Linked DNA regions of Homo sapiens: region 2 is linked to region 1. A link is a contact called in ENCODE Hi-C data. All regions are on one chromosome and are shown on one strand. The core of a region is the stretch at or near the end of the contact, and the rest is flanking DNA. Distances in the headings are between cores, read along the strand shown.

Region 1 (5,082 bases), core at 787-3,286:
AAGGCAAGCAGGAGACAGGAAGACCGGTTTGGATGAGAAACCATGAAGGCCTGAATGAAGGTGGTAGCAGAGAGATGGAAAGGAGGGGGTGATTTTCAGAGAAGCCACAACAAATTGTGTCCTCTGTAGCTCTGGTCAATGAGCCGAATCTTTGCTTTCTAAAATGCCAGTGTTTCAGAGGCAAGGAGTTTCTGTTTGCTCTGCACACCCGATACAGCACACCCCTACGTTGCAAACTAAAGATAAATAACGCCAGAGGCCACGGCAGCTTGCAACACTGACCAAGTAGCCCTGGAGATCTTGAGTTTCACTGCATTCAGACTCCCCCTTGCAGTCCGAGGGTCAGCATGACACTGTTAGTGGAGGGGACAGGGTCCTTGGGAGGAGAGGGTAGCATTTAGTTGTTTATGTAGTGCTAAGGGGCCCCACCAGCTCTTCGGGACTCAGAGTTTTCTAACACGACTTATTTCTTAGAGTAGCCGATTCAAATTTCATAGTAAAGGTTTAATTTAGGACAAACTGAATCCAAGTCATGTCTCCCATGTAGATTTTGTTTCTTGACACAGTTTTCTTTGCTAACTACTGTGAATTGCCTAACCAGATCTACAGAAAACCATATCATGGGCCCACATTTTTTTCTAATCCTCTTCCTTTTAAATCAGAAATTCAGTATAACATTTTTCCATAAGTGAATGAGAGAACCACTTCCTAGCATTTTTGTGTGTCCCCCCCACCCACCCCTTTAAAAAAAAAAAAAGAAAGAAACAACAACAGACCTTCCTTTTGGATTTACATCAGCATTTAGCTAACTTCCTGAACATTTCACCCATTTCCTGAACTTATTCTCAGGAAGGAAAAACATCCTCCTTCAGAAATAAATGCAAATAATCCCAGAGATTATTTCTATTAAATAAATAGTGTAAACGCAATGGAATTTCCTGTAAGATGTATATTTACCATGGATATTTCAATAAAAATGTATTGTGATTCTGTAAGACTCATGATATTTGCAGGTAGTCTGAGGAATTATAATCTTTAGTAGCCATTCAAGAGCTAAGTCCTGAACATTTGCAATTTTTACTCATGTTAAAAAATATATATATATATATATATATATTTTTTTTTTTAACTGAGAAATAGGAACACTGGAAAAATTATTCTCCTGAGGTCAGTGTTTTTTGAAGCTTTGTTTCTTTTAAAAGAGGGCTCTAATGACACCTAGTGGTGAATACAGGCAGAACAACTTTAGGACAGACTCAATGCAGTGTCCCTGTAATTAGAATTTTTTGTTTATGTGTTTGCTTGGGAGAAAACACACTCCTTACAAGCACTTCTTAAGTACCCTTAATGCCCAGGAATCCTGAGAAGTAGTGACATGGAAACGTTTCCCTTACGTGTTTCTGGCGATGTTCTCTTCTCTTGATTGATGATTCCTCAGAGCCTGCCCACCTCCTAGGGCTAAACTGGCTCAATTTTAAGAATGGATGAAAAATGTGAAGCTCTGCAGAGGAAAAACATCAATACATCAAGTGAGAAATTTCCCTATATTTTTGAGAAGGCCTCCTCCCATTTGGCTATCTTTTAATGGAGAAGCATGGTCCTTTTCTGGTGTATATGTCTTACTGACTTTTTAAAGGTGTACTCTAGGCTGACTGCCTGTCGTTTCTGCTTTACAGGGGCCTTCTTAGGTTCTCTAGTGTTTGGCAGTGGCTGATTTTTAAAGAGAGAGGTGATAGGGATCTCAGAGAGGCTGCCCTCACTCCAGCCCCACCCCACCCCTACCCCCAGCCCCTCGGAAGGCCATCCAGGACAGATGACTATCTGGCCTCCTTGCACCACCCCCAGGAAGGAGCTCCTTAATCCATCACATCGGCTGATATTCTTCTTTATGTCCAAACCCCTCAGAGTGATATCCAAGACCCTCAGGTCTGGCTCTTCCCCTCTCTTCCAGCCACATCATTCCTCTTCCTCAGACACACCCTATGCTCTAGCCAATCCCAGCCACTTCCAGCTCCTCCTGTTCTCAGGCTGTTTCAGTGTTCTCTGCTCCTGCATGCTGGACTCCTGAGCCAGGAGGCTCTTTCACTCCGTGGCCCTTCTGCTCATTCTTCAAGTCCCTGAGTAAGTGTTTCCTCTTCTTCTTCAAGTCCCTGCATACACGTTTCCTCTTCTGGGAGCCTCGCATGATCCAATCAAGCAGAGCCTGTAGCACCTTCCTTTAGGGCACCTCTGAACCTAGTTCAAACATCTGTAATTGCATGTGTTATATTACATTATATTGTTCTTGTTTGTTTCTCCTCTAGATGTGTTTGAGCTTCTCAAGGGCAAGAGCTGTTCTTGCGCCCAATGCTGGTTCGGGTGCTCGACAAATGTTCACTGACATCCTGGCAGCAGCCATTTGTGGCACTGGATTGTTGCATTTGGCTGCAGTGTTTTGACAGGAGCAAATTAGGAGTGGGGCAACTAGTTCAAGGTAGTGTTGACAATGAGGGTTAGCTCTTTGAAAATGTGCAGAACCATTTATTATCCCAAATGACCTCAGCTTTCACACCACTAGGAATAAGGTGCTTTCACAAAAATCATCTCTAAGTTTGTGTCTAGTTCTAACACTGGAAGATTCTGTTACCAGAAAGGGGTCCGGATCCAGACCCCAAAAGAGGGTTACTGGATCTCACGCAAGAAAGAATTAAAGGCGAGTCCATAAAGTGAAAGCAAGTTTATTAAGAAAGTAAAGGAATAAAAGAATGGCTACTCCACTGACAGAAGGCTTCTGGTTGCCTATTTTTATGGTTATTTCTTGATTATATGCTAAACAAGGGGTGGATTATTCATGCCTCCCCTTTTAGACCATATAGGGTAACTTCCTGACATTGCCATGGCATCTGTAAACTGTCATGGTGCTGGTGGGAGTGTAGCAGTGAGGACAACCAGAGGTCACTCTCATGGCCATCTTGGTTTTGGTGGGCTTCAGCTGGCTTCTTTACTGCAACCTATTTTATCAGCAAGGTCTTGATGACCTGTATCTTGGCTGACCTCCTATCTCATCCTGTGACTTAGAATGCCTAACCGTCTGGGAATGCAGCCCAGTAGGTCTCAGCCTTATTTTACCCAGCCCCTACTCAAGATGGAGTTGCTCTGGTTCAGACGCCTCTGACAATTCTATAATTAGGGGAGCCATGCTTTAAAATATGGTTTTAAAAAATCTAGGGCTAAGGCAGAGAGTCTACAATTGAATGCAAGAATATTTTACATACACCTGTCTTTTTTCTGGGGAGATGGTTCATACTTTTCAAAGAAGGGGTCTGTGATCTCAAAAGATTAAATACCACTGATTAAGAATCATTGACCAAAATGACAATCTTTACTCAGCCTCTGCTGGGTCAGTAGGAGCTAACACCTTAATAGGAGTTAGTGCCTCAGTAGAGAGGTTCGTAATCCAGCAGCTGCAAAGCTCTTGCTTTTTTTCCTACTGCCCTCTATTAGGGCACATGTACTGGTCCCAGTTTGCAATTTCAAAAGAGGCTTGCATCCTAAGAGGCTTTTGGACATGTTCCATTTATGCAGCATTAATGTTCTAAATGTTCTAAATGTAAGAGTAAGGGTGTAAGGGTATGACCAGAACTCTTTTTTTTTTTTTTTCTTTACTCTGTCACCCAGGCTGGAGTGCAGTGGCATGATCATGGCTTACTGTGGCCTCAACCTCCCAGGCTCAAGTGATCCTCCCAGCTCAGCCTCCTACTACAGGTACATACCACCATGCCTGGCTAATTTTTTGTATTTTTTGTAGAGACAGGGGTCTCTGTTTCCCAGGCTGGTCTCAAACTCTTGGGCTCAAGCCATCCTCCTGCCTCAGCCTCCCAAAATACTGGGATTACAGGTATGAACCATCACACGGAGCAAAACTCTTTCAGCAAGATTATATACCTTTCCCCACATTAAAAAAAGTAATTGGCTGGCCGGGCGCTGTGGTTCACGCCTGTAATCCCAGCACTTTGGGAGGTCGAGGTGGTCGGATCACCTGAGGTCGGGAGTTCGAGACCAGCCTGACCAACATGGAGAAACCTTGTCTCTACCAAAAATACAAAATTAGCCAGGTGTGGTGTCACATGCCTGTAATCCCAGCTACTCGGGAGGCTGAGGCAGGAGAATCACTTGAACCTGGGAGGCAGAGGTTGTGGTGAGCTGAGATTGTGCCATTGCACTCTAGCCTGGCAACAAGAGCAAAACTCCATCTCAAAAAAAAATAAAGTAATTGGCATTACCAGAAATGATATTAATATTCTTTAGGTTAGGTGCCAGGGCTACTCTGAAAAAGCCACCACACAGAGCCCCCAAGTCCTGCCAGGTGGTTCACAATGAACCCTCTGGGTAGTGCCAGAAATCCTACATGTGAAGCATGATCACTGAAACATTCTGCGAGTGTGATCTGGGCCTGCAAATTGCTATGAAGCTTTTCTGCTTCAGTGGGAGATGCCATTGCAAACTGAATTGTGGCTGGCAGGGCTGGATTCCTGGGTTTGCAACATGGGCAGTCATTCAGAGCCCTGTGCTTAGACAGGCCTTGTGCTTTGTTTAATGCTTTGCTGTTGCTATCTTGAAATTTTCAATAATATTTGAACAAAGGGCCTCATATTTTTATATCACACCTGCTCCTGTAAATGATGTTTGTCCTAAGTGGCTACATATACCTAAGGCAGCACCAAGTAGTAGAAAGAGCATGTACTTTGGAGTTGGCAGGGGTCAACTCCAATCCCAGTTCCGTAACTTTCTAGCGATGTGAGCTTGGGTAAGTTACTTAACCTCTCTGGGCTTCAGTGTTATTATATAAAAAATAGTGATTATAATGTCTAACTTTTAGAGTCATTGGGGTAATTACCAACAGTTGGGGTAATTACAACATTTGGGGTAACAGTATGTGTTTAGTAATTGGTAATGGATGATAATGACAACAATGCAACAATGATTTGAAAACAACTAGTCAAGAAAGAATGAAATAACATTCATGTGAAAAGACAACCAAAACAAAATGAACAGACAAAAAAATGCCATACACGTAGACTTTTGGGGTTGGGAAGAATCCTA
Region 2 (5,082 bases), core at 707-3,206, 200 kb after region 1:
CTCTCCCTTAGAGGGAGGCATGGAGGTGCTGCAGGAGAACGTGAAAAGATATTTCTTGCACGAGGGACCATAGAGAACTAGTCCTGAGTAATGTCTGGGAGAGCAGACCATGACTGGGTCCTGGCTCCTGCCCGCTGTGGGCAGAGGATGAGAGAGGAGTAACTTGCTGTCTAGGTTCAGGAACCAGGAGGTGTGCTGGGTGGGTTTGGAATGCATTCCCAGAGTTGTTCAAGGTCATTTCCTATGCACTAGATGTGGGACACACCAGAAAGAGAACCGTTCTGTGGGCCATCTTAGATCTTCTCTGAAAGTGCCTGTGAGAGAAGTGAAGGGATTTTCGCAGGAAGATTGGAAATGTGCTGCTCCTCAATGCCTCAAGTGGCTCCAGGAATGGCGACACATCTGTCAGGGTCAAGGTGACTGCAGGACAGAGGTCCCACAAAGGGACTTGGGAGCAACCCATGGCATGGCCCCTATGAGAAGAGTGCTGCTCTGGCTCACCCAGGGGATGCTTCCCTTGGCCAAAGACCAGACTCAAGTCAAATCTGTACTATTGCTTTACCTCTTCTCCTGCCCATGGCTTTAACTGTGTTGGATCTGAAACAGCAGAGAGAGAGAGAGTGGGGCAGGAGAGGTCCAGGACAGGAGAAGTCAACAGTGTATTATTATGCCATGAGTCATGCTTGTTCAACATACTGGTTATACAAACCAGAAAAGGTTTTGTCTGTTTTTCTTGGTTTGTTGACCTAATTACTAATACACATCTTTACTTTTCTCTTAGAGCCTGATCACATCCCTACCTTTCCATTCCTTCTTTCTGCATCTCATATTTTGTATACACTTCTATGATAGCACTCCATCTTGCATTATAACTGATTGCTTACCACTATTTCCATACTGAAAGATGTGTTCTTTGTGGCAGCAGCTGTATTTTATTTATGTTAATATTCTCTATATCCAGCTCAGTGATGCCATATGGTTGGTATGCAATCAATTCTTGTTAAATGAAAGACTAAATGAATATATGCATATTGATAGGAAGAACTTGGCAAAAGGGAGATATATTTAGGCCTTTTGAAGCTTCTTGAATCTCACCAGCTGGGCTGGGCTCATAGTTCCTGCTTGTAGTTCCATTCACATTCCCTAAAGACCTGGGTAGCTCTTTGAATATTTGGATTTGTTGAGGGGAATCCCAATTATACTCATTAGACAGCACATCCCTGAGGAGGGATGGAAACATTGAGAACACGCTCTCCATCAGGGTAAATAAAAGAAGGGAACTGAGCCACGCCTGTCCAATCTCAACAGAACCCTCTGTTGTACAGGAAACAGTGGAGAAATTGTTCATTTACATCTCATTCCTGATGGAAATATTCCAACTGCAAAGCCAGTGTCAGCTTTGATTTCCTGCCCTGAGAGGAGGCGCGGTCAAAAGGCACAAAGTGGGCTTGTGCAGTCAGAGGAATTAGGTTGGGTAAGAAGAGACTCTCACACTCCATCTTTGTTCAATGGTGGAACTTCTAGCTGGGGTGGTCAACCCAGCCCAGCCCAACCTTAGCCTTGGGGGCCTGTGAGGACTCCATTCTCTTAGAACCACAAGATATCAGGCGGAAGAGTGAAGGGCAGACCAGGCCTGAGGGTCAGTGCCCCAGTCCTTGGCTTGCTTCCTTGAAAAGAGCAAGCACTGAGAGGCCCTGGAGTTTTGGGAATCTGAGTGGCCAAGGGCAGGCAAACGAGAGGCCTATTCCAGGGCCTCCATTCCCAACCATTCCAGTTGCCTTGAAAAAGGAGGAATTCAAATAACCTGGAAAAGGCACTTACAGAGCAAAAGCACAGCCAGTTGCTATCTTACAGCTAATTTTAAAAATGTCCTTTTCTCTTGAAATTTCATCACCATGACTCATCGCACTGCAGGACAAAATTCTGAAGCTCTGAGTCAGACTGGGCACTGGGAGCTGAAGCTCAATGGGAGTTTTACCTAAATAAAGCCTGCAAGCCCAGCCTGCTGTGATACATGCTTAGAAATCTGCTGTTTCAGCAATGCACATGCCCTTGCACCTCTGCTGTTCATACAGTTGCCCACACCTTCCTTCTTCTCTTAGACATGAAGCCCCCCTCCCTTTTTTTCTGAACCTTCAGTTAGTGTGCTGTTATCTTCTGTGATAATTTAGTTCCTTTTCCATATCCAGTCTGCACTGCTATAGGTGCTTTGCTGATACTTGCTGCCTGAACAGGTGTGATGATAAAGCACACGTTTCAGAAAGAATCTAGGATCCTCTTCTCTAAATGCCAATCGAACTGATTGGTATTTAAATTTGGATCTTAGAATGTCAGAGTGGGAAGGAGCCTCATTCTCATGTTATCCACCCTCCCTGTCACTGTAGGTAAGAAATCCAAGACTCAGAGATATCGGCCAACTTGCCTGAGGTTAACACAGCCAGTCAGGATGAGAATCTAGACAAGAAGCCAGGGTCTGCTCATGTCTACATCTCTTTATTAGACTGTCTCTGTTTTTCTTTATTATATGTCCAGATTAATTCCTAAAAACCCACATCTGGGTATTGGAGGAGGGGGGTCATTTTTTGGGGACCTCTAGGAATGAGAATGGAAGGCAATGTTCAGGGCTGAACACCTGCTCCTTGGTATCCCTTGAGCTGCAGTCTGGTGACCTGAGAAGGTGGTTGTTGCACCCATGAAGGCAAGAGACCTGGAGATAGGCCATAGGAGGAAAGGTGGGACTGGTAGGGAGTGGCCTGGAGGCTGAAGACATATTCTCTATTCAGGGATGGTGGCAGTGGCAGGTTAATCAAAGCAACAGAGATGAGGAACTAGACCTATGGAAACTCTGGCTTGTCAACTGTCCTGGGACACATGGTGGGTATGGCTGTTATTGTAAATGAAGATGGGGGCCTGCAGTCAGATGGTAAGGTGGCTCTTGCATCAGGCTGTTGAAATCAGAATTTTGGGGGTTGCTACAGAGGCCCATTCACATGAGCTTAGGTGGAAAGAATCATTGTAAGAATATGGAGACCTCACAGGAAGCCAAGGATAGGTGCCATAGTGCAGCCAGGACCCCTTGGGCCTAAAATCAAGACTCTGTCAGGAGCCAAGGTGGCTAGCTCTAGGCTCCATTCTCTTTGGCTCTGTGTCTCTGTCTCCGATCCCTCTCACCCTCTGTCTCTTGGTGCCTTGTCTTCCCTTTTCTCCTGCCTGCAGTGCTCCTCACTGTAGTTTGCCCATGGCTCAGAATGGCTGCCCCTGTATTGAGTCCATCTCATTAACCTTTGGCTTCATAGCTAACTGGCTATGATTTTTCCAGACTCTAAAATCGTAAGAGAGGAACAAAATTGGCCCCGATCTCATATTTGGTTCTGGTCACAGACATCCCAGTTCTCCCCATGGATTAGCTGTTTATGTCAGATGTCCAATCAACTGTGGCTGTAGGGTTAGGGTCTCCAGGGCACAGCGTGTCAGTAGGGAATGGAGGAAGTTTAGACCATGGAGACACAGATTCCAGCTCTGCCATTTATAGGATCTGTGACTTTGGTCAATGCTCCTTACTTCTCTGAGCCTTAAGTTCCTACTCATCTGTAAAATAATACCAACTTCACAAGGTTGTAATTGCCTGTTGGGTTCTTCCTGCCCTCTGCACAGTCAAAATCTGTTCACTGAGGTTGGGGCATTGCAGTAGAGAAAGAGTTTAATCGACACAAGGCCAGCCCATACAGGAGAACTGGAATTCTCACTCAATTCAGTCTCCTTGAAGGCTCAGAGCTTAGGGGTTTTATGCACAAGTTGGTGGGTAGGGGGCTGGGAAATGGGTGCTGCTTATTGGTTGGGGTTGAAAGAGTAGAGGTGTGGAAAATGGTCCTCATGCAGTGAGTTTGCCTCTGGGTAGAGCCACAGGATTAGCTGAGTCATGAGTCAGAGTCCAGGAGGGGTCAGTCTGAAAGATATCTCAAAAAATCAATTTTAGGTTCTACAATAGTGACACTATCTATAGAAGCAATTAGGGAAGCCACAAATTTTATAACCTCTGGCCACATGACTCCTGAGCGGTAAGGGATTATAGAAACTATGCCAACACTTTAGCAGAATTCGGGCCCTTCCCAGAATCCTATTCTAGTTTACAAAGATAGTTTTCGAAAATAAAATAAAATAAAATAAAAACCCCACAAAGGGAGTTTTCAGTCCCCGAGCAAGGAAAGAGTTCATTTTAGGGAGGGACTATTATCATCCTTGCTTTTCAGTTAACCATAAACTAAATTCTACCCAAGGTTATCTTGGCCTATGCCCAGGAATGACCAAGGACAAGTTGGAGGTCAGAAGCAAGATGGAGACAACTATTTTAGATTTCTCTTACTGTTGTAAGTTTGCAAAGGTGGTTTCAAGGTTGTTGAGAAGACCAAATAAATATGTATAGAATCAACCCATGCCTTGTATACGGCAAATACTCAATAAATGTTTGCTGTCATGGACTAGTATTGATTTAACAGAACCAGAGTCTTGGGCATTCACAGCATATCTTGGCCTACTGCTTTTTGAACCTCTCTCTCTTTTGTCTTATTCCATTTGGAATCTTTTTTCTTCTCCCTCTTTATGTTTCTTAATTTTTCCTTTGTTGTCAGTGCTGCAACACAATGCATGAGGATTTCACAATAGGATGCATTGGAGCCAATGTTTTCCACTTGGATATGACTTACACACTCTGCCCTGCTGTTGTCAATAACAATAAAGGGGTGGAGGGTGTGGTTTACTGTACTGAATAATGCTGTGATCTGTGTTTTTGAAAACTGCTCCAACAAAGGAAGGAAGTTGTCTATGGTGACACTGCTGGCTTTTATAACATAAATATGAAGCTCTGTGTTATTGTTTGGCAAAAATCCCAAAATTTCCTTCAAGAATCTCAGGCCAAGTTGAGAGCCATCTATAAAATGCAGAGCTATATTCAATAAAAAGCAAAAATTACTCCAGATGCCAAAAATCCTTATAAACAAATACTTTGCCAAACATACACAGTCTTTTCTCTCTCCTGATCAGTCTCCCATCTGTATACAGTGCAAGGTCACTGTCTGGAAAGCT

The links. Hi-C counts contacts between places; a loop is a spot of excess contacts on that map.
Region 2: a map of endothelial cell of umbilical vein shows a loop between it and region 1 (4-fold over the local background). The contact joins the enhancer-like site here to the promoter of PRSS23-AS1 in region 1. A Hi-C loop is called at or near these places in 2 of 168 maps with a recorded cell type or tissue (cardiac septum and endothelial cell of umbilical vein).

What each region holds. Positions count from the first base shown.
Region 1 is chr11:86,935,439-86,940,520 of GRCh38, reverse strand. It overlaps PRSS23-AS1 (PRSS23 antisense RNA 1), which reads left to right and starts at 2,036. Exons shown (of 4, transcript NR_187135.1): 1 at 2,036-2,121. It also overlaps a transcript of PRSS23 not described here. RefSeq lists an enhancer at 1-112.
Region 2 is chr11:86,737,630-86,742,711 of GRCh38, reverse strand. No RefSeq gene overlaps it. Among named protein-coding and RNA genes, the nearest start is that of PRSS23, 60 kb to the left of the region's middle. RefSeq lists enhancers at 1,041-1,654, 1,791-2,085, 1,655-2,269. Within about 2 kb of position 1,956, at least 22 of the 41 ENCODE cell types and tissues checked have a DNase peak (open chromatin) inside an H3K27ac peak, as active enhancers do; they include endothelial cell of umbilical vein, where a contact is called at or near this core.